Linked DNA regions of Mus musculus: all the other regions are linked to region 1. Evidence: chromatin loops called from intact Hi-C (ENCODE). Cell type or tissue: left cerebral cortex. All regions are shown on one strand.

Evidence for each region. Peaks named below come from ENCODE experiments on the same cell type or tissue, not always from the same donor. Only the 100,000 strongest peaks of a DNase experiment are listed, where the experiment ranks them.
Region 2: it touches region 1 in a loop (2.1-fold over the local background); 2 of 42 quality-filtered maps call a loop at or near these places.
Region 3: it touches region 1 in a loop (7-fold over the local background); 24 of 42 quality-filtered maps call a loop at or near these places.

The regions. Positions count from the first base shown.
Region 1 is chr10:76,733,247-76,738,246 of GRCm38, forward strand. No RefSeq gene overlaps it. Among named protein-coding and RNA genes, the nearest start is that of Col6a1, 9.7 kb to the left of the region's middle. In left cerebral cortex, CTCF peaks have their summits at 199 and 1,982 (motif pointing left); DNase peaks (open chromatin) are centred at 218, 1,971 and 3,787; H3K4me3 peaks cover 415 bases; H3K27ac peaks cover 395 bases.
Region 2 is chr10:76,666,042-76,671,041 of GRCm38, forward strand. No RefSeq gene overlaps it. Among named protein-coding and RNA genes, the nearest start is that of Gm35608, 9.2 kb to the right of the region's middle. In left cerebral cortex, a CTCF peak has its summit at 3,124; a DNase peak (open chromatin) is centred at 3,025; H3K27ac peaks cover 523 bases.
Region 3 is chr10:76,621,052-76,626,051 of GRCm38, forward strand. Col6a2 (collagen, type VI, alpha 2) reads right to left here and starts at 2,353. Exons shown (of 28, transcript NM_146007.2): 1 at 2,200-2,353. In left cerebral cortex, a CTCF peak has its summit at 2,376 (motif pointing right); a DNase peak (open chromatin) is centred at 2,417; H3K4me3 peaks cover 708 bases.

The DNA of each region.
Region 1 (5,000 bases):
TACGAGCCCAGGACCGTGTTGGAGACCACCAGGTCTGGGGTATGCCCTCCTTGTCTTTATCCCCCAACAGCCACAAAAGCAGATCCTGCCCCTCCCACCCCCAACCAGAGTCTGTAAGTGATATTCTGGGGATCAGACTGCTGATCAACATGCAAAATTGCTGCCTTTCTCAGCCAGAGGTGGCGCTGGGGAGCTGGGGAGCCGCACCAGGCATGCGTCCTGTCTCTGCAGAGCCCCTGGCACTTGGAGTGTGGGTTCCACTGTATAAGCCTCGCGCTGAACTGTGATTGATATTTCCCAGCTGCTGCCAAGACTCTTCGTGGAAAACTGCTATAGCCTGACCGCCTGAGTTCTAGCGAAGACAAGCCTAGTCAGAGAAGACTTCCTCACCCCACCCTGCTGTGCGCAGGAGAGAACAGGACACTCCCTGCTCTCTGCAGGGAGCCAAGCAGGGGACTCCAGGCCCAGTTCACTCTTCACCTCAGGTAGCCAAGGATTGTCACAGCGGAACAGCAATATATGCAAGGGGTTGCTAAGACCCTTGGTCTCTTCTCAGCCACACTGGGGCTTGGAGACTCTCCAGCCTGCTGCTTCAGGGTGGCCTGGCTGGCAGCCTTGTCCTCTCACCCTGCCTGGCCTCATCCCCCAACCATGGAAGCCCCTCATCCTTGGTACTCTCTGAAGATGTCGAGGAGACCGAGGGACCCAAGATCAGCCAGGGCAGCAAGACAGGCTGCATGCAAGAGGTGGTCAGGGGTCTTTTCTAGCCTCTGTGCTCTAGGCTGGGGACATAAGAACCAGGGACATTCAGATCTGGGCTGGTTCCTGCTCTGTCATCTACCAGTTCTGTGACCTAAGGCCAGAGAAACAAGCCAACATTGTGTTGCCACATCTTCAGGAGATACCCCTCTTAGTATTGGTTAGTGAGAGTTTATGATGGGCTATTAATGGCAGTGTCGGAGTAAGACAGTCTCAATTCCTTATCAGGAGGCCACCATCAACAGGTCCCATGTAGACTCTGTCCAGATGTGCTAGAATAGTGATTCTTAGCCTTCCTAATGCTGTGATGATTTAATATAGCTCTCCATGTCGTGCTGACCCCCGACTATAAAATTATTTCATTACTGCTATTGTTAAGAAGCCGGGCAGTGGTGGCACACACCTATAATCCCAGCACTTGGGAGGCAGAGACAGGTGGATTTCTGAGTTCGAGGCCAGCCTGGTATACAGAGTGAGTTCCAGGACAGCCAAGGCTATACAGAGGAACCCTGTCTTGAAAAAAACAAACAAACAAAAAAGAATCGTAATGTAAATATCTGATATGCAGGATATCTGGTATGTGACCCCTGTGAAAGGGTCGTTGAACACCCCACCCCAAAGGGATCTTGATCCACCGGTTGAGAATCACCATTCTAGGAGGTACCCTAGGACCTTCTATCTGGCATCTGATTCCATAGCCCCGGCTTCTCTAAGGAGGCCTCTTGGCAGTCAGATGTGCACCCTGGGTCACATCTGGGGTTCCTAGGAACGGCTACAAGCCTGCATGATTTTTCTGATCTATCAAACTCTGGAGCAAGAGATGTCTCTCGCTGTTCTGTGGAAAAGGGCCTCGTTCTTGCTCAATGATCTCCAGAGATTGAGGGGCCATTCAAGCACTTCCATGCAGGGGTTAACTTTAAAGAGAAAAAGTATTGTTGACAGTCAAAAGCCAATAAAATCAAGACCCACAAGAGTGAGAGGTAATTAAGCCTGTTCAGTGCCTGTCTAGGATCCCTGGGCTTCAGGTGACTGACTCAGATATCTTCTTCCCTTGTTGGCAAAACTCCCCCAAATCAGCACTAGGACTTGGGGTACACATGTGCCCTGGGTTATTTATGCCAGTTTCTTCCCCAGCACACACCGGAAATCTCACGTTCTGGTGGTTAGTGATTAAGGCCCAGAGAGGCTCTCAGGGGCCAATATGCTGGGCTTGAGCGCCCTCTGCTGTCCATCTGGGCACTTTGCTGGATGTTCACAGACAGAGACAGAGCGGCTGTGGAATGGTAGTCATCATTGCCTACCTCAGGCTTGCTTGAATAGATTGAGTCTAGGAAGCATTGAAGTCAATGAAGCCTCTGGGGAGATTCCATTTTCAGCCTTCCTGAGGCACAGTGTGCCCTGTCTCAACAAAGGTACAGGAAACTATCCTACCAGAGGCTGGCCCCTGTCACTTGGTAGGCCCAGTCCCAGATACAGAACAAGTGAGCAGCCTCAACTCTGTGACTAGCCCAGCTGCTTCCCACCTCTGCTTGCCTGTTTCAGAAGTTTCTAACCTTCCTGAAGCCAGAGCTCTCTGTAAAGAGGGGAAGGCTAACCCTAGGATATCTTAGGCCTAGGTATCCCAGAGCCTGGCACCATAACCCTGTGCCGTAAGAGTGTTTTCTAGGATCTTCATGTATATCTAGACATCAGTAGGACTCCCCATGGTAACTCCTAGCCTCAGAATTAGAGTCACAACCAAGGGGAAGGATCTGGGTTAGGGTTGAGATTAGGTTAGGGTCAGTTCCAATGAGCAACTTGTTCCTATCAGAGACCCCACATGACATAAACTACCACTAAGCATACTCCCACGTTCAGTTCCAGGGGCCAAGTCAGTGAAAGGTGTCCAATACTTCTTAGAGGGTCCCCCAAAAGGTGAGGGCAACTCCTTCAATCTTCCTCCTTGAAGGCAAATGTCTAGTGCCTCAATAAGGTGATCAATGCTTCAGGGACACAGGTTAGGACCTGTCCTTGCCCCTTGTCTGCCCACCTGGTTCTGAGATTCCAGAGAGTAGAGGTCAGCAGGTGGAAACGTAGGCAGGTCAGGCCCTGGGCAGCAGTGGCTATGAGTTCTTTGAGGATTTCCTGAGCAGCAGTTGGGATGGGAGACTCAGCACTCAAAGCAGGCTTGGCAACGCTTGGCTTCTGGTTGTACGCTGGTTCCTGGAGGATGAAGGTTAATAGGGCCTGGATCCCGACTGCCATTCTCCCCAATTAGACAGCCAAAGATCACCGGAGTCAGGACGCCTGACGTCATGGCAACCCTCGACACTCGCCACTGCTGTTACCATTTGTGTGTGTGTGTGTGTGTGTGTGTGTGTGTGTGTGTGTGTGTGTGTGAAATCACAGCAGCTGGAGGTAGAGAAAGCTACCCTGGAACCCAGGTCCAGGAGTCATGTGCTCAGGAATAGAGAGAAGCTGAGGTTCTGACAAACGAAATTCCACTGATAGAAGTAGTGGCACTCTGGGAAGAGGCTGGACACCCAACACGTAGACTGTCTCAGATATCAATAACTTCCTGAATTCTACTATATTATCCATGACCTTACAACCTTAACGGGATTGTGTCCACCATTAATACTCTCTGAATTCTGTTCATTGCCAGATGCTTATTCTTGTTAGCAGCAGTGCTGCCATTGTCGTAATTTCTGTATATTTTTATTGGTTCGGGTTTGTAGTATTATAATGGAGTGGTGTTATATACTTTCCAGTTCTAATCCTCTTAATTTCACTTTCCGATCTAATCCCATTGGCTAGAACCTCCAGCAACGCTAGGAATCCAGAATGCTAGGAAAAAACCCAAAGGGAGCCGTGTCCCACTCTTGGAAGCTTGCACCTGCACTCTGGGGGAGTCTGACCTCACGGAGGCCTGGAAGGCAACATCACCCGGGGCAGCCACAGCTGCGACTGATGGGGGCGTGATTGTGGTGACAAGTCCCCTTGAGTCATGAAACTGGATGCACATTGTCATCCATGCTCCAAAGCTCTCTGAAATCAAACTGAGAAATCTTCAAGCTCTCCTAAAAGCAGGGTGTGCTCCTACCCACGTGTACTGCAGTGATCTGAATGGAAGACTAACAGGCTCAGTCTATTACCCAATCTACATAACATAACCATAGGCTGCCAACTGTCTTACCAATGGTTTTTATGGTAAAAGAGAAAACACGTTTAATCTCAGCGCTGGAGAAGTGGAATCTTTACTACTGAGGTGTAGCATTATTCTTGGAGAGAGATGAATGAATGTCTACTCACCCCAGATAGGGGACTGGTGACAGACCACCAGGAAAGATAACACCAAAGTCCAACTTGGACTTTTTAGCTTTTTGGTTTTTGTTTTTAATTTTTTGGTTTTTAAGGCAGGGTTTTTCTGTGTAGCCCTGGTTGTCCTGGAATCTTGCTAGGACCAGGCTAGCATTGAACTCTTAGGAATGACCTGTCTCTGCCTCCTGATTGCTGGATTAAAGGCATGTGCCACCACTATCCAGTGAAGCAATGAGTTTTAATTATCAGGAATATGAGTGAAGGGTTACTTTACTTATAAGATCATGAATTATCTCAAAGACAGCTTTATCATCAAAGCCTACCCAGCAAGGGCAGTGGCTTATGAAAGCTGGGAACCTAATATTCTTTACAACATAGAGGCAGTTCAGCAGGCTGGAGAGTGCCTTTCAGTAGTCTTTTCTCCTTGGCGTGGGAAGATTTAATTTATCTGGTCAGTTTCAGGGACTTCCTGAAGCCTTTGAGTTGTTGGCTCCTGAGCTTTACAGACTTCTGTGTGGGAACATCCAATATCTTTAGCTTCTCACTCAGACAGGCTATATTTTGATGAAACTGCCACACAAAAGGTATATGGGGAGAATCTGTCTCAGGAAGCACACACATATGCATGTACACACACACACACACACACAGAGAGAGAGAGAGAGAGAGAGAGAGAGAGAGAGAGAGAGAGAGAGAGAGAGAAAGAGAGAGAGAGATCTTTTCAGAATGAAAGGTCTATAATATTTGTATGATACATATGTAATTGACTAGTACGATGCCTTACATTTACATTTGTACATATGTTCCATGCCTGGGTGTACATGGGAGTGTCATAGTTTGTGTGAGTTATAGGACACACAGCCTGAGAGTCAGTTCTCTCCCACCATGTGGGTTCCATGTATTGAACACAGGTGTCAGGCTTGACAACAAATGCCTTTCTT
Region 2 (5,000 bases), 67 kb before region 1:
CCAACCATTTTAATGTCAGGTAATGGTGCCTAGAACTGTCATGAACTTTCCTGTGTCCATAGACCTTCATTTGCAGAACATTAGCAACATTTACCTCCTTTCTTCTGTTTCTGAGTTTTGAAATCATGTACTCTTTGGCCAGCCTTCATAGTTAATTGATCCATTTAACATCATGTAATTTCCCCCTTTACTTTTGACTATTTCTTATGAACTCTGTTTCTATATTAATTTGATCACACCTAACTATTTTGTTAATGTTTATATAGCAATCTTCTCCCATCATTTTTATACATTTCTACTGATGCCTTTGAATTTAGTTTCTTGCAGGCAGCATATAGTTGGGTCATTTACAAAAAAATGAATGAATAGCTTTGAAAAATTTGGTTGGGATATGCCTATCTGTGGATATATGTGGGTCTTTCCCTGTTAAAAAAGGGCTCCCTTAGTTTTGTGAACCTTAGGACAAGAAGCTAATGTCTGTCTATGACACTGGCAAGATACCAGCACAGACTCTTTTATGGTGTCTCACAGGGAGACATTATTGGGTTTATAGTAAATAGTAACAGGATCCTACTGAGCTAGTTTTTATTTGTGTGTTTTCAAGGTGAGACTTGGCTGTTTAGTAAAGGCAGAAGAAATCCCAGGGCACGGTGCTGCTATATCTCAGGTTGGGACTAACTCTTGGTCTTTGTTTTCTGGCCCCTGGAATCACACACAGGCTTGAGAAGAAACCAAGTTTAAACAGCAGAAGCTGGTAGATCATATAGCTGATTTCCCCTGTACTCGTGCAAGTGTATGAGAGAGATTCGAATCATTTGATTACATGTAGATGAGATAGGTCTCAAAAGAGTGAGGTGAGAGTGAGAGGGACTTCAGGGATGGAGAAAGGGGACATGGAAGTTTCAGACTTCAGGAGCAGCTTTGATGATTCTCTGGTGATAGAAAGGACAGTTTGGGGCTGTCTTGGTTGTTGGAAACTAACTTCCTGGGAACTCTGGGAAGAGATGTAATAGGAGAAGAGACTGTGGTGGGCCAGTTCCTGTAGGAAAGTCATTGGGGAGGGGGCATTGACACAGCTACAAACTGTCTCACTTAGCAGTCAGAGGAGTCCCCTTAATCTTTTAGGGATCTTGACTTGGACCAGGCCAGGATTCATGGCTGTGATGCAGAAGGAATTTCAGGGCCAGCCAACATAATACAGAGTTGGAAACTGTCTTAGTTTGTTTTCTCACTACCGTGATAAAATAGCCTGGCAAATACAACTTATGAGAGAGAGAGGGATTGTTTCAGCTCATAGTTCAAGGCACAGTCCATCAGAGGAGGGACATCAAGGCAGTAGGCTCTTGAAGCAGCTGGCCACATCAATCAGGAGCAGTGAGCATTGCATGCATGCTGCTGCTGGGTCTCCTGTCTTTACTTGTTCAGGACAGCATCCCAGCTGAGGAGTGGCATCACCCAGAGTGAGTGGGTCTTCCTACTCAATTAACACAATCCAGATGATGTCCCACAAGCACTCCCAGGTACCCTTTCCCCAGGTGGCTCTAGATTCTGTCAAGTCAGCAATAAATGCTAACCAGCACAGAGATTCTATTAAAGGCATTAATAAAAAGTGACCAACAAGAAAACAATAAAGCATACACAGGAACACAGATCTGGGTTTCAATAAAAGAAAAATCAAGACACACCCAAGTGTGGGTACAAGTTCTTCAAGGAATGACAGCAACAAATTGTCTTTGCAATAGGCATGCATACTGCTTTGGCTGCTCTCTCACTCTCCAGTTATATCTCAAAAGATTTCAACATCACCCTCCCCACTCGGTGAGTGAGATTGCAGAAAGACTCTGGAGGTATCTTCAATGCAATTAGTCTGATAAGTTAAAACCAGGAGCCACAGAGGAGTTGCACAGAGGTTTAGTATGTGTCCTTAGCCCCACCAATGGAGTTTCTGGTGAGATTCATCGAAAGTTGCAGGTTTATAACTGGGAAGGGAAAAGACCTTAAGCAATTGTTAATTGCACAAGAATTGTCCTAGCTGGGAAAAGGCTTCAACTAGACTCATGGGTGAAAGGCTATTTCCTTCTCATGTCTCTGTCATTTTTCCTGCCTCTACATTCTGCTTGAGGTACAGCTCAAGCCCTGCTCCCTGTCCTCTACATCTCAGCTAAGCTTGCTCTTCCTGGCCTGGGGATCAAGACTCAGTTCCCTCGACTCTGCTGGACCTAAGGGACTATGTTCCTGGAGAGAGCTGATCCAGCAATGAGAGAGTGATCACTGGTGTCCTCCCCCTGCTCCCATTTTCAGACAGTGGTGGTGCATTCAGAGAGGACACACCCAAGCAAAGACTTAAAGGGAGAAACCCTGTGGGAGACAGCAGATCTGAGGTGGAGTCCTGAGCATGAGCAAGTGTCCAGAGAAAGCCAAGGATGTGTGGGAACACCAGGGCCTTAAGGATGGCACCCAATGTGGGCATTAGGGGCTAGAAGATGAGGGCACACTGGGACATCAGGGGCTGGAGTGAATCATGTGGTCTTCCTGCATGGATGCCGCAGACATATTAGGGGTCTAGATGAGGGTTATTGGTCTCAGAGGGAGGAGTGTATGGAGGAGCAGTAAGTATATATGGAAATGGATCAGTGATTTCTGATCAGGGGAACCTGCAAGAGGAGTGCTGTAAAGGAGTTTGGTAGGCCGTGATTGTGAGAAGAATCCAAGCTCTGTATACTCCAGGCATAGCAGGAGATAGAGGAGTCCGTGGAAGCACAGACCTCAGCAAAAGGTAGCAGTGGGGCAGGGTGTGGGGAGCTCTTAGCATGTGTGCTATTTGTTTTTAATGTTCTCAAATAGTAGGCTTACACACACTTTTTTTTTTTTTTAAAGTGATGGCCGTGCTTAGCAACAGACTCCCAAACATTTTGAAAAGGAAGATCTTTGTACACGCTTGGGGTGCCTGGTGTATAGGGTGGGCTGGGCCTACATCTGCTGTGTCTGAGTCACTGGATCCCCCCTCTCCCTCCTGATTCATGGGTTGGAAGCCATCCCACCAGATGGCTTGACATCCAAGAGATGCGATTTAGTGCTGCCTGCTCCCATCCCCAGAGCACCCCCTCCGGCAAGCTCTCTCACCACAAAACCACAAGTCCGCGTGGGAGCCGTCTCTGAGGAGGATTCTGTGGCATGATTGTTTGGGAACGGCTCCCTGTAGTCTCCTGGGAGGTCAGCAAGGCCCAGGAGGCAGAGCCAGGGAGTTTTCCAGTCGAGAAATGGAGGAAGAAAGGACCACAGATAAGATACAGTTCTCACGGGCTGCATCTTAAAGACCCTCTCTTCAACTAGGCTCAGCCTCTTTAGTCTCTATGATCTCTTCCAGTAGTCTATTAAGTTCTGGGCACATTAATTGACTAATCCACAGGTCATGTCAGAGCCCTTGCTATCCACCCCCCCTAAAGCCCCATCTCTGATCATTGCTGCATTTGGGACCAAGGCTTTAACACATGAGCCTTTGGGGGACAGCCTGGATTCAAGCTCATGTCCATCCCAGAATGCAAAATCCACTCAGACAATCACCATGAGCCCCATAGTCCATCAACACACGCATTATGTAGAAGTTCAAGTCTTTCAAAGTCTCTTCTGAAACTCAAGGCAACTTTTGGTAGCGAAACTGCAAAGACAACAACAAAAACAAGTCACATAACCCAATGTACTATTCTCAGACTCAGGGTCAGAGGTTCAGTCCTAAAACAGCAACATCTCAGAGAGCAATGTTGAGGTGAAGGGAGCTTCATTCTGTCACGAGAGGATAAGGACATCCCTTTGCCCATAAGCCAGCATCTCTATCCCTGGGGACTGACTGACTACAGACTCAGGGGAGACAATTAGGGAGAGGAGGGTGGTGAAGGGGATTGTCTTACCTTCTTGTTTTGCAGGGGGAGTTGTTAAAAATCTCCCAGGAATTCAATTGACCCCTTTCTCTCTCTCCAGTCTGGGATTTTTGGGGTTTCTGATCATTGAGACTGGAAGGTGTCTTTAGCCTAGAAAGGCAAGAAAGATGAGGCGGGTCTGGAGCCAACTCATTTGAACTATAGTCTTAGACAAGGTGTTTCTCGGCAATAAGCGTGGTCCACTCAGAGATAAGTAGAGACTGACTCAAGGGACTAACAACATGAAGAAAGGTTACCAGCTGGACAGGATGCCAGCCTTCCTGCCCACTCTAGCCATTCATCAGACATCTGTAGCCAAGTAAAGAGCCAAGGTTGGCCCAAAGAAGTGTCCCTGAACAGTCACCCAGGCAACTGTTCTCACAAACAACAGCCAATACGTTAACAGCAGCCAGGTCAATGGGGAGAGCTAATGAGGAATGCCCAGGTCTGTGATCTCCTGGTCAGTGGTTTCCAAGTCTGAGTGAGTGTAGCTGAAAGATCTACTTAGGTTCTCCTTACCCAGTAGGCCAGGATTGTCACTGTGACCAAGCAAGTTTCATAGGACAGTTTTTCCCATGTAACTCCGGTCTGATAGGCCTTGAGAAGAGGTGGACCTGGGCCTGGGAAGCCTTTGCAACGTGTGTGGGTCTCCCTTTGCCCCTCCCTCAGTGGACAGGACACTCTAGCTGGTCACTAGGGGAAGCCCTCAACAGGTCCAGTGACTCTAAGAGCCCTATCCCTTCATGCCAACAGTCCTCTTGGTTAACTAGTTGATGTCAGCTCCCTCATGACTGCACACTTCATTGTCAAACTGATGCAACTTAGGGTCGTCTGAGGCAAACGTGCCAACTGAAGAATTGCCTAGATCAGATTGGCCTGTGGATATATCTATGGGGACGCTGTCTTTACTGCTAATTGATGTGGGAATACCCAGCCCACTGCTGGTAGTAATAGCCCTCGGCAGGTAGTCTTGGGGGTGTACAAAAGAAAAAGTTAGCTAACTATGAGTCTGTGAGTGAGTCAGTGAACTAGCCAGTGGGCAGTGTTGCTCAGTGGTTCCTGCCAACAGGTTCCTGCCTTAAA
Region 3 (5,000 bases), 110 kb before region 1:
GAATCTGGGTGCTTGAGTGTGCATGTACGCACGCGCGCACACACACACACACCATGAAACCAACCAATTAGAAAATGACAAGCATTGGGGATATAAAGGAATTTGGGACCCTGAGTACAGCTGATGAGAATGTAAGCACATTGGTGTCAGAACCCTGGAGGTGTCTCCAAAGATTATAAACAGAACTGCCAAATAATATAACTCCTCCATTTCTGGGTACATCTTTATTTATTCAAAGAATATATATGCATATATATACACACATACACACATATATATGTATGTATACACACACACATATATATGTATGTATACACACACATATATATGTATATATGTATATATGTATATATGTGTGTGTGTGCGCACGCGCGCGCACACACACACACACACACACACACACCCCTTTCCCTCCTCTCCAGGGTCTCACCACATAGCTAAGTAGAACAAACCTCAAGCATTGCACACCACAATGGGTAGATTAGCAGAGAGCCAGAGAGTAGATGGCATGCGTTCTGTCCAGCTTCTCTGGTGGGTAACGGGCAATGAGTGGAACCTGGGCCCCTCAGAACAGAACTCCCCACTCCTTATGCCAGTTCCCTGCCGTGTGGACTAGGAAGCTGCCCCTTGTCTATCTGGCATTTGTGTCTTGGATCTCCAGTGGGCACTCATGGAGATGCTGCCCATAGTTTGGACCAGCCAGTACTGAGGGCAGAGGCTGGGTTCCTAGGTTTGCTCATGTGCAGTACCCCTAGGTTTGCTCATGTGCAGTGGGGGTTCTAGACTCTCAGATTTCATGAATGGACAAAAGAGACACAACGAGGCTGGCTGGATTCTGAGAGTCATATCAAAGAACCTCCGATGCCCGTAGCTTCCCATGCCCTGCCGAGAGACCTCCTTAGAGGCCTCTCTAAAGAAGAGCTCACTGGATTTGCTGGCAAATCACTGCTGGACAGGAAGGAACCCACCCTCCAGCACACAAACTGCCCAAGTGGCAGTAGTCTTGACTACTTCTTCCAAGGTCTGTGCTGGCTCCCCAACACCATTTCACTGGGAAACGCACTGTTCCCAAGACTGAAGCACAGCTTTCAGAATGGATGCTCTAAACCCCTATGTTCAACCCCTCCCAATTGGTATCACCTGTTCCCTGGGACCCTAGGTCCAAGCCCAGTCTCTGGCCCCACCTTTTCTCTCTAAGGGATCCCAGACACCTGTGTAACCTCCAGTTTCTGTGAGATGAAGCTGCAAATGCCCTGTTTCTTTTTTTCCTTTGCTATGTGTGTGCTAGCCTCAAGAGCCAGAACTATTTAACTGGGGGAAGGGGAGGAACCCAGCAACTTAATCTGGACCTTAAATGTTCCTTGTTGGTACCTTGTCCCTCTATGGCACTTGGCTCCATGTCCTCAGATGAGTATGGAGATACCCCCAGAATACCCAGGCTTCACGAGGGGGCTGTGTTGCTGTCTATAGGAGAGGTGTCTCTGAGGTTGCCCACTGGAGTCCCCAAGGGACTGGAGTGCCCAAGGGAGTCTCAGGGCTAGGATAGAGCCAAGAGTGACAGACTTTATTATTCCTGGGTCCACCCTCATCTTTATGATTCCTGCCTGGTCTCTCCTTAAGCACAGTGGGAGTACCTCGAGATGGCGAGGTGTCCCCTTGAGAGCACCTGGCTAGCCCACTGCTGGGACCTGAGACTCCCTTCTCTGCCTCCCGCAGAGTACCCTTGAAGTCCATCTGAGGAACTAGTTCAAGTGGCTCTGTTACCTTCCTTCCCCATGAAGACTACCCTTCTTCCTTAGGGCCTACGGAGAGGCTAACAACGGACTGTGTGCAGGTTCAAGTCACAGCGTATTTTCCCATTGAGGCAATTTAGGTTCCTTAACCCTTGGGAGACAACTCAGACCTGCTAGCAATGGCCATGGGTCTGACCAGATGTGAGACACTCTGAGGACTGGGGAAGGAGCAGGGATCTGGTCTGTCAGTGGTGAGCAGAAAGCTGTGGAGTCTAGAATAAGAAGCCTGCACCCCAACCAGGCTCTGTCGAACAGAGGCCTAGGGGCCACCTGGAGACTAGAACCTGGGGCAGGACCTTCGGTTTGGGTAGAACTGTGCTCACCTTAGACCCCTGAGGTGCAGCCCCCGAATCCTGTTCCCCCTTTTCCCGCGTGTCCCAGCTGGACACCATGCGAAGAAGCTTACCTGGCTTGGAGAAGATGCCTGGGTACTTCCCGAGGACAGCCCGGGTCCTGACGGCCCGAGGTGCGGGCGCCGAGTGGGTAGGAGGGAGGGGACCCAGGCGCGGCCCGGGACTGAACGGGAGGGGACCAAGCCAGGGGCCTCCCACTTTAACTCTGTCCCGGGCGGGCGGATGCCTGGAAAACTCGACCGCTGGGGGGCGCTGCGGCCCCGCGGATGGGCGGGGTCAGCGGGTGGGGCTGCTGGACGGACTAAGATGAAGCTGGGGAATGAGCTGGGGGAGGGGAGGAAAGGAAGGCGAGGGGAGGGAGTGGCCAGGACACGCAGCAGGGTTGGAGCTGGACCATCTCTGTGCTGTAGTGCCTGGTGACTTTTTTATTTTTCCTTGCAAGCCTCTGGACTCCTAGGTCTCCCAGACCTTTGCTCAAGCTCCCTCCTCCTCTACGTAAAGGAAGGAGCCCCCCCCCCCCCCCCCCGTAGAAGCTATTCTTATCCTGTTGGGCCAGGGCTCCCTCCCCCGCTCCCCCCACCCCCAGTATTCTGACTGAAGTTGGGCGGGATGTGGGGTTGAACTTCAAAGTGCAGTGAAGGGATGCAAAGAACGTATGTCTTTGGGGTTCAGCGGGCCCTGAATTGGTATTGAGGCTCCTGGAAGTTGATAGGGCCCTGAAGAGGCAAGAGGACCAGGCATAGATGTAGGAGCCCTGGCATTGGTATATAACCCTTTCCTCCAAGAATCCCAGAGGTCGGCTTTGAGTGGGGTCTGCTCACATCGCTGGCAGGGTGCATAAGCTATGGCTAGGGCCTTAACTTTCTAGCCTGGAGTAGGACTGGCTCTGAGAAGTACAGGCAGGGATAGGGAAGGGGCTCAATTCGGGGCAGTTCTCAAGGGTGCAGGGTAGTGGGGGTGATGAGGCTTGTTTCTCATACAGCTGAGTAAATCTCTGATCTAGCCCCTGACTTCCAGTCCCACTCTGTGTTCTCCCCCTACCCCCTCCTGTCCAGGGAGGAACTACTTTTGGTAAGCCCATATTGCTGGAGGTCCTTGTCTTTAGGACCTTCCTGCCTCTGCCCATTGAAGCTTTGTCATCTCTTTCTTCTGATGTCTCACACCTGAGAAGTTGGCTCAAGGCACCTTCCACAGTGTCTTGGATCCTTGTGCCTAAGTAGTAATGGAGGACCAGTGTTTCTTCTAAGGAATAGGAAAATGCCATTAAGGTGACCTCTTGGGAGCTGAAAGCTGTCCCTACAGGTCCCAGCCTGAGAGATATCAGCCTGTACCACTTACCACTTGCAGTCCCTAGGACCTGGAGCCCTGACCTGACTATTAGCAATGCAGCATCAGTACCAGCCTTTCATGGGCAGTGCCAGCTATTGCTGTGTGCCGTGCTCTGTGCTGGAGGTCTTTTGAGAGGGTAGGGAGGGACTAGAGCCAGAGGTGTAAGTATGCATGAGTGTCTTATGTATGGTATTTGCATCTCTCTCTCTCTCCCTCCCCCTCTCTTTGTCTCTCTATCTCTCTCTGTTTCTCCCTCTGTTTCTCCTTCTCTGTATCTTTCTCATCTCTCTGTCTCTATCTCTTTGTTTCTGCATCTCTCTGTCTCTCTATCTCTATGCCTCTCTCTATCACTGACTCTGTCTTTTTCTCTCCGTTTCTTTGTCTCTCTGTCTCTATCTCTGTCTGTCTGTCTGTCTGTCTGTCTGTCTGTCTCTGTCTCTGTGTGTGTGTGTGTGTGTGTTTGTGTGTGTGTGCGCGCGCTCCTGAAAGAGAGCATCTGTCTGTGTCACGGTGTGTCTGTGTGTGACAGCTGCATTGGTGCCCATGAGCAAGAGGCTCAGGCTTGTGCTCCAGCCATGGAAGACCGCAGCTGACCTGGCCATGCCTCAGCTTTTGTATTCTTCCTGTCTTGGCTGCTCTCCAGCAAAAGGACGCTGACAGATCCCAAGATCTGAATCTTTCGAGGGATTAGTTCTCCAAGACAATTTAGGAGTGACAAGGCTGAAGTTTCCCCACCAGCTCCTCACAGGGGTTTGTCTCACCAGAGGCTCCAATACCTGTGGCTACCAGCTCTGTGTCTTCCCAAGCATTGCCAAGTCAGTTGCATCTGATCCCTGCTTCTCAGAGGATTTCCATTAGCATCCAGAAGGGCCGCAGGGGTGGAGAAAGGGGCAACAAAGTAACCATTCACTGGCAGAAGACAACGAGAGGACGCTGCCTTGATTGGGGGATATTGTCTGTAGTACAAGAGAGTAAACTGTTGCAGGTTTTACCCTGGGCTAGACCAGGGAACACCTCAATGTGGCAGAACGGGAATCTGAAGGATGTGGAGGACAATGGGGTGGGATGGTTACTCCTGAGATGCTTTGATGTCCTGTAGAGGGACAGCTGGAGACCAAGACGCTTAGCCATCAGCGAAGGGCTCCTTCTGATACCAGAGGGCCTCTTAGTGTCTCTCTAATAGCTAAAGGAAATCGTGCCTTGTTCTGAGATGACAGGGAGGCCCACTTGGCTCCAGGCACATTTGAGAGACACCTGGGTTGGACATCCATGGAAACTGCATATGTGGCCTTGTGTACCCCTGGCTCTTGAGGCCCGCAGACAGGGTGATCTTTTCTAAGTCAGCCATTCCTCCTAGTGATGAACAATGCTTTGAGGGCGTGATTAGAGCCCCACTGGAGGCTGCCTGAGGACTGAGGAGAAGTCCCCTAGTGTGGGGATGTGTAGGGTTGGAGCAGATGAAACAGAATCTGCACTTGATAGAGTTGGAAGAGCTAGCTGGCACATATTCATAGGAGCAGCGAGG